Linked DNA regions of Homo sapiens: regions 2 and 3 are each linked to region 1. A link is a contact called in ENCODE Hi-C or POLR2A ChIA-PET data. All regions are on one chromosome and are shown on one strand. The core of a region is the stretch at or near the end of the contact, and the rest is flanking DNA. Distances in the headings are between cores, read along the strand shown.

What was found. Hi-C counts contacts between places; a loop is a spot of excess contacts on that map. ChIA-PET counts read pairs that join two places held with the same protein, here RNA polymerase II (POLR2A). Pooled maps may share reads with other maps.
Region 2: a loop to region 1 is called in a map of sciatic nerve, with 4 times the contacts of the local background. The contact joins two enhancer-like sites. A Hi-C loop is called at or near these places in 2 of 168 maps with a recorded cell type or tissue (dorsolateral prefrontal cortex and sciatic nerve) and 2 of 50 pooled maps. POLR2A ChIA-PET finds 5 or more read pairs at or near these places in 2 of 52 experiments (OCI-LY7 and activated T-cell).
Region 3: a loop to region 1 is called in a map of Caco-2, with 6 times the contacts of the local background. The contact joins two enhancer-like sites. A Hi-C loop is called at or near these places in 11 of 168 maps with a recorded cell type or tissue (Caco-2, Calu3, GM12878 and 7 more), 17 of 37 single-sample maps with no recorded cell type and 22 of 50 pooled maps. POLR2A ChIA-PET finds 5 or more read pairs at or near these places in 2 of 52 experiments (GM10248 and activated naive CD4-positive, alpha-beta T cell).

Annotation. Positions count from the first base shown.
Region 1 is chr16:12,570,877-12,574,998 of GRCh38, forward strand. It overlaps SNX29 (sorting nexin 29), which reads left to right. Exons shown (of 21, transcript NM_032167.5): 21 at 1-3,411. All of the region lies in intron 1 of SNX29-AS3 (SNX29 antisense RNA 3), which reads right to left. Among named protein-coding and RNA genes, the nearest start is that of SNX29-AS3, 38 kb to the right of the region's middle. Within about 2 kb of position 2,500, at least 3 of the 41 ENCODE cell types and tissues checked have a DNase peak (open chromatin) inside an H3K27ac peak, as active enhancers do.
Region 2 is chr16:12,497,797-12,502,491 of GRCh38, forward strand. All of the region lies in intron 19 of SNX29 (sorting nexin 29), which reads left to right. Among named protein-coding and RNA genes, the nearest start is that of SNX29-AS3, 110 kb to the right of the region's middle. Within about 2 kb of position 3,200, at least 2 of the 41 ENCODE cell types and tissues checked have a DNase peak (open chromatin) inside an H3K27ac peak, as active enhancers do.
Region 3 is chr16:12,457,507-12,462,230 of GRCh38, forward strand. The region is part of intron 18 of SNX29 (sorting nexin 29); the gene reads left to right. Among named protein-coding and RNA genes, the nearest start is that of SNX29-AS2, 87 kb to the left of the region's middle. RefSeq lists an enhancer at 1,944-2,103. Within about 2 kb of position 2,010, at least 12 of the 41 ENCODE cell types and tissues checked have a DNase peak (open chromatin) inside an H3K27ac peak, as active enhancers do.

The sequences.
Region 1 (4,122 bases), core at 1,250-3,749:
AATACTGAATTATTCACAAAAAACCTGGTCTGCTCTCCAAAATGAGAGCATGTTCCTGGGAGCCACATGGGGACCATCCCCAGCTGCCTGCTCCTGGTACCTCCCCCATGATCATGCACAGACCGTAGAGTCGAGTCATCTCGCAGATCCAGACCATCTCCTCTCATTCTCACTCTAAAAATGCTGGTGGCCCGCACATGACAGCAACTCCCCGAAGCCTTCCCTTTGGAATCCCATAGAATGTTCTGCAATGATTGGGTCCATCTTGCTGCTCAGAAGAATCCCGTCCTGCTCTCTAGTGTGGTGGGATGAACTTCAGGCAACAAACAACTGGCAGGGTTCCCAGTTCCTGGAGTTATGGAGCAGAAACACCCAGGCCTAGCAGAATTGTGGCTGAAACCTGGTGCCCAAATTCCACACCCTGGAAATGTGTCAACTGCCTGTCAGCCTGGATTCAATTCTGAGGGCTAAGCCACGACCTTATCCATGAGTGGCGAAGACACCCCTGAGGAAAGGATTGCTTGCACCTCACATCTGTCTTCTTCTAAGATTACTCGGAGATTTTCAAACAACATCTGAGAACAGAAGCCCCCTCCCCTACTCAGAGAGGAACGAGGGTGGCCCACCTCTCAAGGGCCTTGGATTCCTGGGACCACCCTTTGCTGGGAGGAAGAATCCACACCGAATCCTTCTGTCTTCATGGCCTGCTGTGCTGAAACAGAACAGCAGGTTCCATCTTTCACATCTTTTTTTCTCCCCCAGATGAAAGACGACTCAGGAACGGTAGGGCTGGGCAGAGGTGTCTCTCCTTGAGAGACAACAAAAGCTTCTAAGGGAGGGAGCTTAAAGGCTGCTAGAAACCTAGCCCAACCATCCACTCCTGATCTGAGACAGAACCTTCTCCGCCACTCTTCCTGCAATCAGTGTGAAATTCCAGCTTCTTTGATTCCCACTTAGCAGTATGCTCCAATCACGTTGCTGGCAAGGCATTTTAGAGTTTGGAGCTGAGGTTCAAAGCCCCCTGCATTTCTCTACTGGCAGGCCCTGGTGAAGGAAGACACTTTCAGGGAAGAGGCTCTTACAGTCTATGGTGGTAGCCATCTTCACATCCAGTCACCAGTTGCATCTAGGGAGCTGCTGGCTATAAAAGGGATCATCCAGTGGAGTTGTAAACAAGGGAACCATCTTGCAAGATCTAGGAAGAGGAAGGGGAGGGATGTGGACTGGGTCTGATCACAGCCCTTGGCCCTGCTTCATACTTTGGAGCTTATTAAGATCAATTTTGATAACCATGTAATTTCTTAGAACCATGGCAGGTAGTATTGTGCTTTAAAAACCAGAGGCTCCTGAAAGTCGTTTACACCAGGTGGATTGATACCATGGCTGTAGCTGATGCAACTAACAAGTACTGGGGCCAGTGATCACAATCCAGGTTGGAAACAGGAGTGAAGCCCACCAGCCTGCCTGGTTGATGGACAGCAGGCTCTGCCTTCTGGAGGCGGCTTATATCCCAACAGCCTGAGGCAGGGCTCTGTGGCCCAGGCCGGCAGTGGCTGCCTCTCTTGGTTCTGCATGGTACATTTTGCCAACCCTGAGGACCAGTTCTTGGGGTTCCAGGCCTCGGCCTTCCTGCTCCACGTGCTCAAGCCCCCACAGGGGGCTGCGACACCATCTGGCTCCTCACAGGGAGGTCCAGCCATGTTCTCTGGGCTCCCAGTGAGCCCCCTCCCCTCCGGCTACCCCCAGAATCCATCCTTCATTCCTCCACCAAGCTCCTGTGTGAGCTGCAGCACCCACACGGGGGAAGCCCTGCACTCCAGCAGCATCTTCCAGCCTTGGCACAGAACTGATGGCAAAGGAAGGGCTGGGTTTTCAGCTTCTGGGACCCGAGGAAGACCCCACCTCACTCCTCCTTCCCCAGTACATCAGACTGGTTAGGAGGCATCCCAGAAGGGGCAGCCTCATGCCCAGGTTTCAGCCCTAAAGGTAATGATTGTCTTGACTCTGCCTTGGCATTTCGCTCGGAATCACGGCAGACTTGGAGTGTTTCTTCAAGGCAGGCATCTGCTTATGAGCAAGGTCAAAGATTTTTCAAAATATTGTGCATTAATTCATTAAAGCTACTGTTAAATATTTGCTGTTTTTAGATTGGCGTCCGTGCTAATTCTGCAGTTGTAGCACTGTATATTTTATCTCATTTCTGTGCCAAGAAAGTTCATCTTTATGTTTTTCTAATACACAATCTTGATCTTGTTTCCAAAATAAAGCTTCAGCTCCTTGGTCAATAGAAGTAAGGGTGTAGCCATCCAGGGTCTCCCGGCTCTAGGCAGACCGGATCCCGCAGTTCATCCCATGGTTGTTGAAATGTACCTCGATCAGTCATCTCTGGTATTCCTCACTCTAGCCATGAGCCATTGCCATCTTATGGGCCCGATTTGGGTACTCTGAATTATGTCATGGAGTAGACAGTTACTTCTAAATCCCAGCAACCAAGTTGCGTATCCTTCCTTATAGCTAGTTTCTATAGAGAAGTGAAAAAGAAATCTGGCTTCCTTAATAAGATAGTTGAGCCTATGACATTAAGGAGCAGCGCTGCTGGCGGAAGATTCTAGATTCACTGGTGGTTTAAGAGGCCCAGGGATTTAGTTCTTACTGGTGCGTAAGTGTTTTCCCATCCTAACCGGAAAACCACTCACCCAGGCTTCCCCCACTTCCCCTCAAATTTTCTCAGCTCTGCCGCTGGTCTCCATGAACGGCAAGGGGAACCACCACTCATTCACTGTCAGTGTAGGTAAGACAGAGGATGCCCTTGCAAAAATTGGGACTGAGGACAGTAGCACACGGAATGGTGGATCGTACATTTGCACCCAGAGCTACTAAACGCTCAGTGACCCCAGAGACCATTAATTTCCCGGAGTGAAGGGGATGGGGGTAGAGCTAATTGGAATTTTTATTATCCAGGACTCATCCTAAGAAGAATGTTGGCCTCTCTTCATCCCTGGCTTAGCCGTCAGGTAGAACGCTTACTCACCTGACACCGACTTCTTAGAGAAGCGAGTCTTTTTTGAATGGAGGAGCGATGGTAACCCCACTAGGGGGCGCCCATGATCGGCTCCCAGTGCACCCCCTTAAGGGTAAGCAGGCCACATATCTAGAGTCTGATAGTCTGTGTGTACATAAGGTCTAGAAGTCTGTGGAAACGCCCTGAAACCTGTAGTATTATCTTAACTACCCTCTTATGTTAAGGTTTACATAATAGGATTTTTAAACAAATGTGTTTAATTTTTTAAGATCTCTTGTATTAAAATTTTCTTTTGGAATAAGCTGTGGAAATTTTGTTACAACCTGGTTGAGATCAACCTCTTTACAATGACACAAATTGTGACATTTTATAAATTAGATACTTCAGTGGATGGTCTCTGTCTCAGTTCTTTTTCAACAACTGGAGATTGAGGTGAACTTAATACACGTGGATCAACTGAATTGAAATGGAGCAGAATCTCATTTTGAGTTAATTAGGCAGATTTGGATAAACTGGCAATGCAGCATTAAAATTTCATACAGAAAACACTCCTCATTACAGGTACCTATGTATTCACTTCTAGAAGAAACAATTATTAGGCGGCTACTGTATACCAGGTGCTTGGCATACAGCAGTAAGACAGGTAAGGTGTACTGTTGGAGTCGCACTGGACATGAAGCAGACAGATTTTTAAGAAGTCAACCATCCGGATAATTTCAGACCACAGTAAATATTGCAAGAGTGACAGGAATTAGAAATTCTTGGTCCCAACCAAGAATCTACGTTCAACAGCCTAGGCACTGCTGTCATTGGGGACTGGATGATTCTGTTGTGGGGGGCCGTCCCGTACATTGTAGGATGCCTCCACCTGTTAGAGGCCAGGGGCACCCCTTTAGTTGTAACAGACAGATGTCCAGACATGGCCAGAGGTCCCCTGGGGGGAGGGGGGCCAGTGGAGAGCCATGGGGCTAAGGCCAAGGGGTCCTCTTGGCTAAAGTGGCTTTTTTTTTTGGAGACAGTTTTTTACTCTTGTTGCCCAGGCTGGAGTGCAAAGGTGCCATCTCCGCTCACCACAACCTCCGCCTCCCGGGTTCAAGCAA
Region 2 (4,695 bases), core at 1,950-4,449, 72 kb before region 1:
TTGTTTTCCCAGTAGTTTCAGTCTCAGCACTGATGCTCTGTGGCCTAGCTTGAGTCTCCTGCCTGTCCCAGGACCAATCACAGCGACTGTGATTGGCCAGGTCATTGGTTCATCCCTGGATGGAGGGGTGGATAATTTCTGTCCACTCTCAGACAAGGTTGATTCCCCAAGGAAAGGCTGTAGCACTGTCACCAGGAGAAAAGGACATGGGTAGCAAGCAGGCAAAATATCAAGGGGAGACAGCCTGTGGGGAGAAGGGAAAGAGAGACTGGGGAAGGGTCAGAACTGAGGTGCCACCAGAATTGAGTCTTGAGGGATAAGCAGCATTCAGCTATTGAAGCAGATAGACGAATTCCAGGCAGAGGAAACAGCACTTCTGAGAGCTGAGTTTATGGAACAACGCAACTTCCTCTGGCCCATGAGGCCCACTGAGAAGTCAGCATGTCCCACTAGCAGCAGGTACACGTGGCAGAGCATGTGCACGTTAGCAGGTGAGGCAAAACAGCAAGGCAGGGCCAGTTACCTTGTATGCTTAGCTAAGGAGTTTGGAATTTTATCCTGAAAGCAAAAAAAGTGGCATGGTTTTTAAAACTGGTTTGGCATTTAAAAAAAAAATGCTTGCTTGGGAAGCAGTGTAGGGGATGACCAGTAGCAGGAGACGCTGGGCTAGTAAATAAGTAAATACAGAGAGGGCTGCGTGCATATCAAGGAGAACACCATTTATTCATCCATTCTGCACATCTTTCATGAGCACCTACTATGTGCCAGCCACTGAAAATACAGTGGGAAATTAAACAGTTAAGGGCTCTGTTTGCATAGGCTTACAATTTTTGAGTGGGAAGGAGAACAGATAATGCACACATAAGCAAACATGTAGGTAGTCTCTAGTAATCTCTGAATAGCATAAAAGAGATTCAACTCTACATCTGTCTCTAAGTCAGGTCATAGGAGGCATTAACTTATAAACCAAACAGCATAGAATTTTTTCAATTTGCAAATTAAAACAATTTTTGGCCACTGTTGCCAACAAAAGTAAAATTGCTCAGTTCTGCTTGAAAGATGAGGATGTAAGTAGAGAGATGGTAGGTTTTTCAGAAGCTAGCAGTGAACTATCATCTAGGATTGATCTGCTACTTGATAGCAGAAGGGGCTTTGTATGCTGGGTAATGGAGCCATAGCTCCTTTTGGACAGCTGCATAAATCTTTTTAGGGAGCTGGAAAAATGAGCCACCCAGGCAGACCTGGCATTCTGCTTAATTCTCATTTCCACCTTTCATTCCTTCCCCTTATGCCCTCCGCTCATTCCCTCCTCCTGCAGTGGGAAATCGCAGTAGAAGGCACAAGTTAGGGTTCTATATGGGCATTCTTCAAACTGGAACAACCAATAAAAAATGTGTTTGCTCTCTGGGGCATTTCCCTCAGCAGTACTGTTGGTGGCAGGCAGGTCATGCATTTCACATTGTTTTGGAGACTTTTGCAGATGCCCCCAATGCACTGATTTTGGAAATAATTGAACATCACTGTTTTTTGTTTGTGGTGGATTAGGCTTCACTGCTAAGTTCCAGGTGACTGACGGGGGTGCCAGTAATGCCAGCACCCGAGCAGGGCAAGACATAGCTGCATCTTTTCCAGATTCTCAAGGCAAGTGGTAAAATGAAGGCGTCTTGGGGATCCTCCCTTAGTCTGTGCTTAGGCCACATAGCTCTGCACTGGTCAGCACCAAAGACAGGTCCACCGCAGCTGTCATTTGCCTGATGGTTTCCCACTCTGGGTGTGATCTGAATCACTGGGGGTTAAGCATATTCACAGGATCAGACCACACCCCAGACCCGGTGAATTAGAATCTCTACAGTGAAACCCCACAATCTGCATTCATTTACTTCTTTATTTATTTAGAGATGGGATCTCACTCTGTCGCCCAGGCTGGAGTTCGGTGGCACAATCACGGCTCACTTGCAGCCTTGACCTCCCTGTGCTCAGGTGATTCTCCCAACTCAACCTCCTGAGTACCTGGGGCCACAGTTACGCACAACCATGCCTGGCTAATTTTTGTATTTTTTTGTAGAGACAGGGCTTTGCTATGTTGCCCAGGCTGGTCTCAAACTCCTGGGCTCAAGGGATCCACCTGCCTCAGTCTCACAAAGTGCTAGGATTACAGGTATGAGCCATGGTGCCCAGCCTGCATTTATTTTATTTTAATTTTAAATTTTTTACAGATAGGATCTTGCACTGTCACCCAGGTAGGAGTACAGTGGCGTGATCATAGCACACTGCAGCCTCAAACTCCTGGGCTTAAGGGATCCTCCTACCTCAGCCTCCTGAGCAGCTGGGGCTACAGGCACATGCCACCACACCTAGCTAATTTTTTTTCTGTTAATTTATGCAGCGACAAGGTCTGGCTGTGTTGCACAGGCTGGTCTTGAACTTCTGGACTCAAGCAAACCTCGTGCCTCAGTCTCCCAAAGTGCTAGGATTATAGGCATGAGCCACTTCTCCTGGCCCTGCATTTGTGAAAGGTCCTTAGATAATGCTGATGGAGCTTGCCTGCAGACCAATAACTGAGGACCACCCAGAAGGCGGAAATAACTGGCCCCAGGTACACAGTGAGGTACATAGGTACTCAGAAAGCCAGGGCTGGGACTTCTGACAGGAGTCCGCCTCTCTGTAACCTCCACGGGCTCCTTTTGCTGTCAACCCCATGCCGTTATGTGGATGAGCAAAGAACACAGTGGTGAATATTTTCATGCATTGGTGCCAGGCTTTCCAGCCAAAATGTGGCTTGAGATGAACAGTATCAAATAAGACCTCAAAGAATGATTCTACAATTTTATCATCTGTCTATTCTTTCTCAATATCTTACCACTTAAAATGTGGTCTGTGTACCAGTGACATCAGCCTCATCTGAGAGCTTGTCGGATGTGCAGATTTCAGGCCCCATCCCAGACCTGCTGCATGAGAATCTGCATGTTCACAGGCCCCCAGGTGGGTTGCATACACAAGCAAGTTTGAGAAGCACTGTTGTGTGTCATTTTTGCAGTTGCTATCAGATTGGACCCTTCCAATGAGACCCTTTCCTGTCTCCTTCCTCCCCGCCTCACCTTGGTCCCCTCAGTGGAGGGCACCTGTTGCTCACTTGTCAGATTGTCAGGCTCTGAGCCACGCCTGTCATGGGCAGAGTGACTGTGTGTTATGTTGTCATATTGGGGTGTGGCTGTGTGCTGTGTTGCCCTCTCAGGATGAAACAGGAAGCTCCCAGCTGCAGGCAAGGCTCCAGGCTCTCACCGCTTCTGCCTCTTCCTATGGGCTCTTCATTCAGATTTATTCAAGAATTGTGTTCAACTATAACCCCAGCACTTTGGGAGATCAAGACAAGAGGATTGGTAGAGGCTAAGATTTCAAAACCAGCCTGGGCAACATAGTGAGACCCCATCCCTACAAAAACATTAAAAATACAAAAATTAGCTGGGTGTGGTGGTGTGCCCCTGTACCTTCAGCTACTTAGAAGGCTGAGGCAGAAGGATTGCTTGAGATTAGGAGTTCAAGGCTTCAGTGAGCTAGGGTTGCACCACTACACTCCAGCCTGGGTGACAGAGTGAAACGCTATCTCTTTAAAAACAAACAAATTATGTTTAAGACAGTGGTAGGCCAGACGCGGTGGCTCACACCTGTAATCCCAGCACTTTGGGAGGCTGAGGTGAGTGGATCACCTGAGGTCAGGAGTTCAAGACCAGCCTGGCCAACGTGAGGAAACGTCATCTCTACTAAAAATACAAAAATTAGCTGAGCATGGTGATGCATGCCTGTAGTCCCAGCTACTTGGGAGGCTGAGGCAGGAGAATCACTTGAACCCGAGAGGCAGAGGTTCCAGTGGGCTAAGATCACACCACTGTACTACTCCAGCCTGGGTGGCAGAGCAAGACACTGTCTCAAAAAAAAAAAAAAAAAAAAAAAAAAAGGCAGTGGTAAAAGATCTACATGGTTCCTGCCCTCATGGAATTTTCAGCCTAGCAGAGAATTTTATGGTTTTATTTGTTTACTTATTAAACAAATAACCTGATTTAGTCCCAGGGTCAGTTAGGGCCCTTTACATTGAGATGTGGAGGCTGTGATCCAGTTAAGCTAAGAAGCAACAGGCAGAGTGGATACCAGGGGACATGCAGGCCTGCACCAGGCCAACACTAGTTATAGGGTCAGGGACCTTCTCTCTCTGACTCATGCAGGTTTTACTGCCACTGCAATGGAAAGGTTCTAGTTCTTGGTGAGAACATGGGACCTGCTTAGTGTCCAGGCTCAGGACTGCCTCCGAGCTGGGCAGGCAACATGCTCCGTCCAGATGTGCGAGACTTGGAAGTGAAGCTGCAACTCAAACTAGGGTCTGATGAGGCCTCCTCTGGGCATTTACCTCCTTTGGGACAGTGGCAGTGAGGGGCGGTGGAGGAGGGCATGGGTTCTGGGGTCAGAGTACTTGGGTTTGAATCTTGAGCTAGTGTAGACCAGCATGTCACCTCGCTGTGCCTCAGTGTCTTCAAGTTTCAAGACGGTGGCATCTCCCTTACGAGGGCGCTGTGAGGATTGAGTGATTCGGGGAATGGCTTCAGAATGTGGCCGGGCCCACAGGGAATGCTTCACAGCCGCCGGTGGTGGTGGTTGCTAGGCTGAGGTAACATTTGAGATTTCCTGACCAAAATGCCCTTT
Region 3 (4,724 bases), core at 760-3,259, 110 kb before region 1:
AGCTCTTTCTCTACTGCTTCAGGACAGGGTGGTCTGGAGGAAGAACACAGATTAGGTGGGGGAAAAGACAAAGGTTCAAATCACGTCTCCACCACTCACTCTGGGTCTTTGGGCAAGGCCCTGTTCACACCTCATTTACCCATCATAAAAAGACTTGGACCAGGCAAAATGGCACACGTTAGCCTCTGCCGTGGTGCTTTGCAAGCCTGCAAGATGGAAAAATGTTCATCCCAGCCCCATCTTGTATGTGAGGAAATTTTAAAACAAAATTGAATGCTATCTTACGGGCATTGTTATGAGAGAGAAATGAGTACATTGGGTAAATTAACTGTATTACGATGTTTGTGGTCTGCATACGGGTGCAATTTGATTGCGTGGGGAGACAAAAGAGGGTTCCTCGTGATGACTAATACATCTCTTTAAACATACATTAGAGAGAGGTGCAGAGAGTGTGCCTATCACATCTGAAATGTTCTATTGTTCTGTTTGTTTTTCATTACTCTGAAATGATTACTGCAAAAATTCCTAAATTGGATGCTTTTCAAAGAGGAAGATTAAAGACCATAAGCACAGTCTTGCAGCTGTGCAAAAAAGACTGTGCATCTGTAGATGGATGGAGAGCCTTAACAGCTTCACCTTGGGCTCTGCACTGCACGTGGAGAAACCTCAGGCCCATTGGGAAGTGGCAGCCACGTTCCATCTGTGAGCCCAGAGGGACCTTAGTTGGCATTTTGTAGCATATCTGCCCCGAGCTGACCACCATCTGCTTGGCATTATTTAAAACCTCTTAAATGCATTTCGGCGGGGGACAGGTCTCCATAACACTGGGACAGGGAGGCAGAAGTCTTCTGGAGAAACCAGACGGAAACCTTGCCTGGTTGCAGAGGAGGAAGAAGCATCAAACGCGAGCCCTATGCAGACACTGAGTGGTCTTGCTTCTGTGGCTGCCTGAGAAGTTGCAGCTCTTTGATTAAAGATCAGTAGTTATTTGAGGGTTTTGTATTTATTATGTACATTTTGTTGTTAGACAGCTATCACTGGTCCTGTTTCTAGAGGGAGAAAGGAAGTATTTATACTCTTGGTGTTGGCTGCAAGGTTGTCCCAGCCAACAATTCCCAGTCACGGCGAAGGATACAGGAAGGAGCTTTGAATTGTGTAGATGAGTTAGAAGGCCAGTTAAACCCAGAAAGGGCAATGCTGTGAGCACCAAGGAGGAGGTAGCCTTTGGAGTGTGTCGCAATCCACTCCCCTTCTCTTCCTGCACACGCCGCACACATGCGCAGAGGCAGGCTCTGGCCACAGCTCATTGGCCCAGAGTGAGCACTCACACAGGAGAAAACTACCCAGATACTGGCCCAATCAGATTCTCTGTTGGTCTCAGGTCTTTTCACTACAAGTGGCAAAATCTTACCTTGAGCTGGCTAAAACAAAACAATTTTTTGCCTTATATAAGTAAAACATTCTGTTGTAGCTTGATCTAGGGTCTCAGCTATTCTCCTTCCTCCTCCCTTTCTCCCTTCCTCCTCCTCCGCCCCCTCCTGCTGTCTTCTTCCCCCACCTCCTCCTCCCCGGTCCACTCCCCCCTCCTCCCACCGTTTCACTCTCCCCTCCTCCTCCCATTTCACTCCCCCCTCCTCCCCCTCTCCACTTCCCCTCCTCCCCTATCCTCCTACCCGCCTTTTCCCCCTTAGGTTCTGCGTCTCTGTACTGTGTTCTCTAGTAGGTTCCTCTCCTGTGGGGCTCACCAGCAGCTCTGAGCTTAGATCCTCACAGGCCAAGAAATGTGGCTATGAAACCCCTCAGCTCTCTCCCTGTCATACAGGCTCCTGATGGGCCTGGATGGGGTGGAACACCCTCACGGTGGTGCATGCAGGACTTTGATTTTCCCAGCCTTGATCTCATGCCTACTCTAGGGTCAGAGCTGGAGCGGGACCCATAGGGAGCCCAGAGACAGGCTGGGTGGAGAGTGGGTCCCTAAAGGAGAACTGAAGAAGAGGAAGTGGATGGCAGGCAGAGAAAGACAACCACTGTTCGCACGGAGGCTTCCTCCTGGACCATGCGGGATTATGCCTCAGAGCCTGGGTCAGTCTGCATGCACGTGGGGCTGGGTGGAGGGAGTGTCATATCTAGACCCTGAGCTCGGGAGGTGGAGAAAGCAAACTTGCAGGGAGGAAGCAGGATCCCTTGGGTGTGCAGAGGAGCAGAGCAGCATGGCCTCGCAGCTAACCTTGGACTTGGGTGGCTTTCTGGTCACTGGTCCTGCCCCTCAGGAGGCCCAGCAGTCTTTCCAGCTCTTGCTTTTTTTGAGATACCCTTGTACCCGTCCAGTAATACCCCATTTCCCCAAAGCCATAGTGAACTGGCCTTTCTTCCTGGTAATCAAAGAGTCTGTGACTAAGAAGATAGAAGGACCAGCGACACCATCGGCCTAGCTCACAGAGTTCCTCTCCAGAAGAGAAGTGCCTGGCTCCCAGTGTGGTTGGAAATATACCGAACAGAAGCATGGCTCAGCTTCCATGCAGCCAGAGAAGCTCCTGATTCTGTAAAGCATAGTTAGCTGTGGCAGGAGGGAGAGGGCCATTCAGGATCACATCAGAAGGTGACATGCTAGTGGCCGTCCTGGCTGAATCACGACCTCCCCAGCCCATTCCTTCTCACAAGAGCTGTTTTGCCGAATGAGACTTCATCACCCAACCACGGCTCGCAGCCAGACGCAGCCGAACAGGCCTAGTGCGGCTGAAACTTTCCTTCAGAGGGGGAAACCCTAAAACTGTCTGCTGGGCATAGTGATTTCTTTAGTATTTTCAGAGTTGAGTGCCTTGCTTGTTCAAATGCCAAGATTATTTTTAAGTCCATTATATTCTCACTGATTTCCTATTGTCAAGAACATTTTATTTGGAAAGGTCTTAGTGTAACCAAAGTAGAAAACTCCTTCTATATTTTTAGCTTGGTCTTCCCTCTTGTTACCTCCTCCTCCCCCTGGCCAGCTCCTCTTCATCCTTCAAGGCTTTGCTCAGCCATCACCTCCTCCAGGAAACTGCATTCCATGTCACCTCTCCTTCTGGCCTCCTGTGCATCCCTATGCCATAACACTTATTCCACTGGACTATAACTTTTTGGCTGGCTGGCTGCCTCACAAATGTGTGAACTCTTTTTTTTTTTTTTTTTTGAGACAGAGTCTAGCTCTGTTGCCTAGGCTGGAGTGCAGTGGTGCGATCTCAGCTCAATGCAACCTCCGCCTCCCGGGTTCAAGCAATTCTCCAGCCTCAACCTCCTGAGTAGCTGGGACTACTCAGGGTGCATGCCACCATGCCCGGCTAATTTTTGTACTTTTAGTAGAGAGAATTTCGCCATGTTGGCCAGGCTGGTCTCGAACGCCTGACCTCAGCCTTCCAAAGTGCTGGTATTACAGGCGTGAGCCACCGTACCCAGCCAAATGTGTGAACTTCTTTAGAACAGGCACATTGCTTTTGCTAATAATAGCCGACTTTTGTTAAATATTTAAATGTTAAGCAAAGTAGTTGATTTTCAAACACAGTCCTAGAAGTTAGATGCGATAATTGCCCACATTTTACATTAAGAAATTGAAGCATGTGTGGAGAGCTTTAGCAAATTACTGAAGGTCATACAACTAATGAGAATATGAAATCAAGATTCTATCTCAGGCAGCCTTAGTCTTATTGTGTCCATAACCACTGCTCCAAACTATTGGCTCAGCTCAGTATCTCTCCTTGGAGCCACCACAAGTCTGGTGCCTAGTAGGTGCTCAATAAACATTGGGTGAACTTCAAGAGATTGGATACCTGTGAATGTGCAGCTGGGCTGACTTGGAAGGAATTTCCAGAGGTGGTTTTGCTGCTTCTATTACTGTGACGAGGGGTAGAGGCACGTTTGGCTTCCTGCCTGCATGGAATTTTGCAGTCAGAGCAAGTTCTAACCGCAGCCCTTCACTCCTTCTCTCCAAGACAAATGGAAACTTATTCTGTTCTTAAAACTCGTCTCCTCTATCAGAAGCTTTTTCAGAGGCTCTGGTGCTGAGGCTGCAGGGTGAAAAGTAACCTCCCATCCGTCACAGCAATTCTGCTTCGGGTTGGAAAACAATTTGAAGCATCGCGTCTTCCAAGAGGAGTTTTCCTTTAAATTTTTTATGATAGAAAATATTCAGGCTGGCCAGGTGCCATTGCTCACACCTGTAATCCCAGCACTTTGGGAGGCTAAGGCGAGCAGATCACTTGAGGTCGGAAGTTCAAGACCAGCTTGGCTAACATGGTGAAACCCTGTCTCTACTAAAAATACAAAATTAGCCGGGCATGGTGGCAGGTGCCTGTAATCCCAGCTACTGTGGAGGCTGAGGCAGGAGAATCACTTGAACATGGGAGGCGGAGGTTGCAGTGAGCTGAGATTGCGCCACTGCACTCCAACCTGGGTGACAGAGCGAGACTCTGTCTCAAAAAAAAAAAAAAAAAAAAAAAATATATATATATATATATATATATATATATATATGTATACACACACACACACACACACACACACACTCTTATATATGAGAAAATATCCAGACCAGTGTGGAGATCAATATCTCAAACACCCTGAACACCCTGGGCCTCAGCTGTGGCTTCGCTCTGGGTGCTGGGCTCGATCTCTTGCCATAGGTCTAGTCCCCAGCGAGCTCTCAGTCCTGGCCCTGCAGCCTGGGCTGGACCCTGCTTCCATGGTCAGCT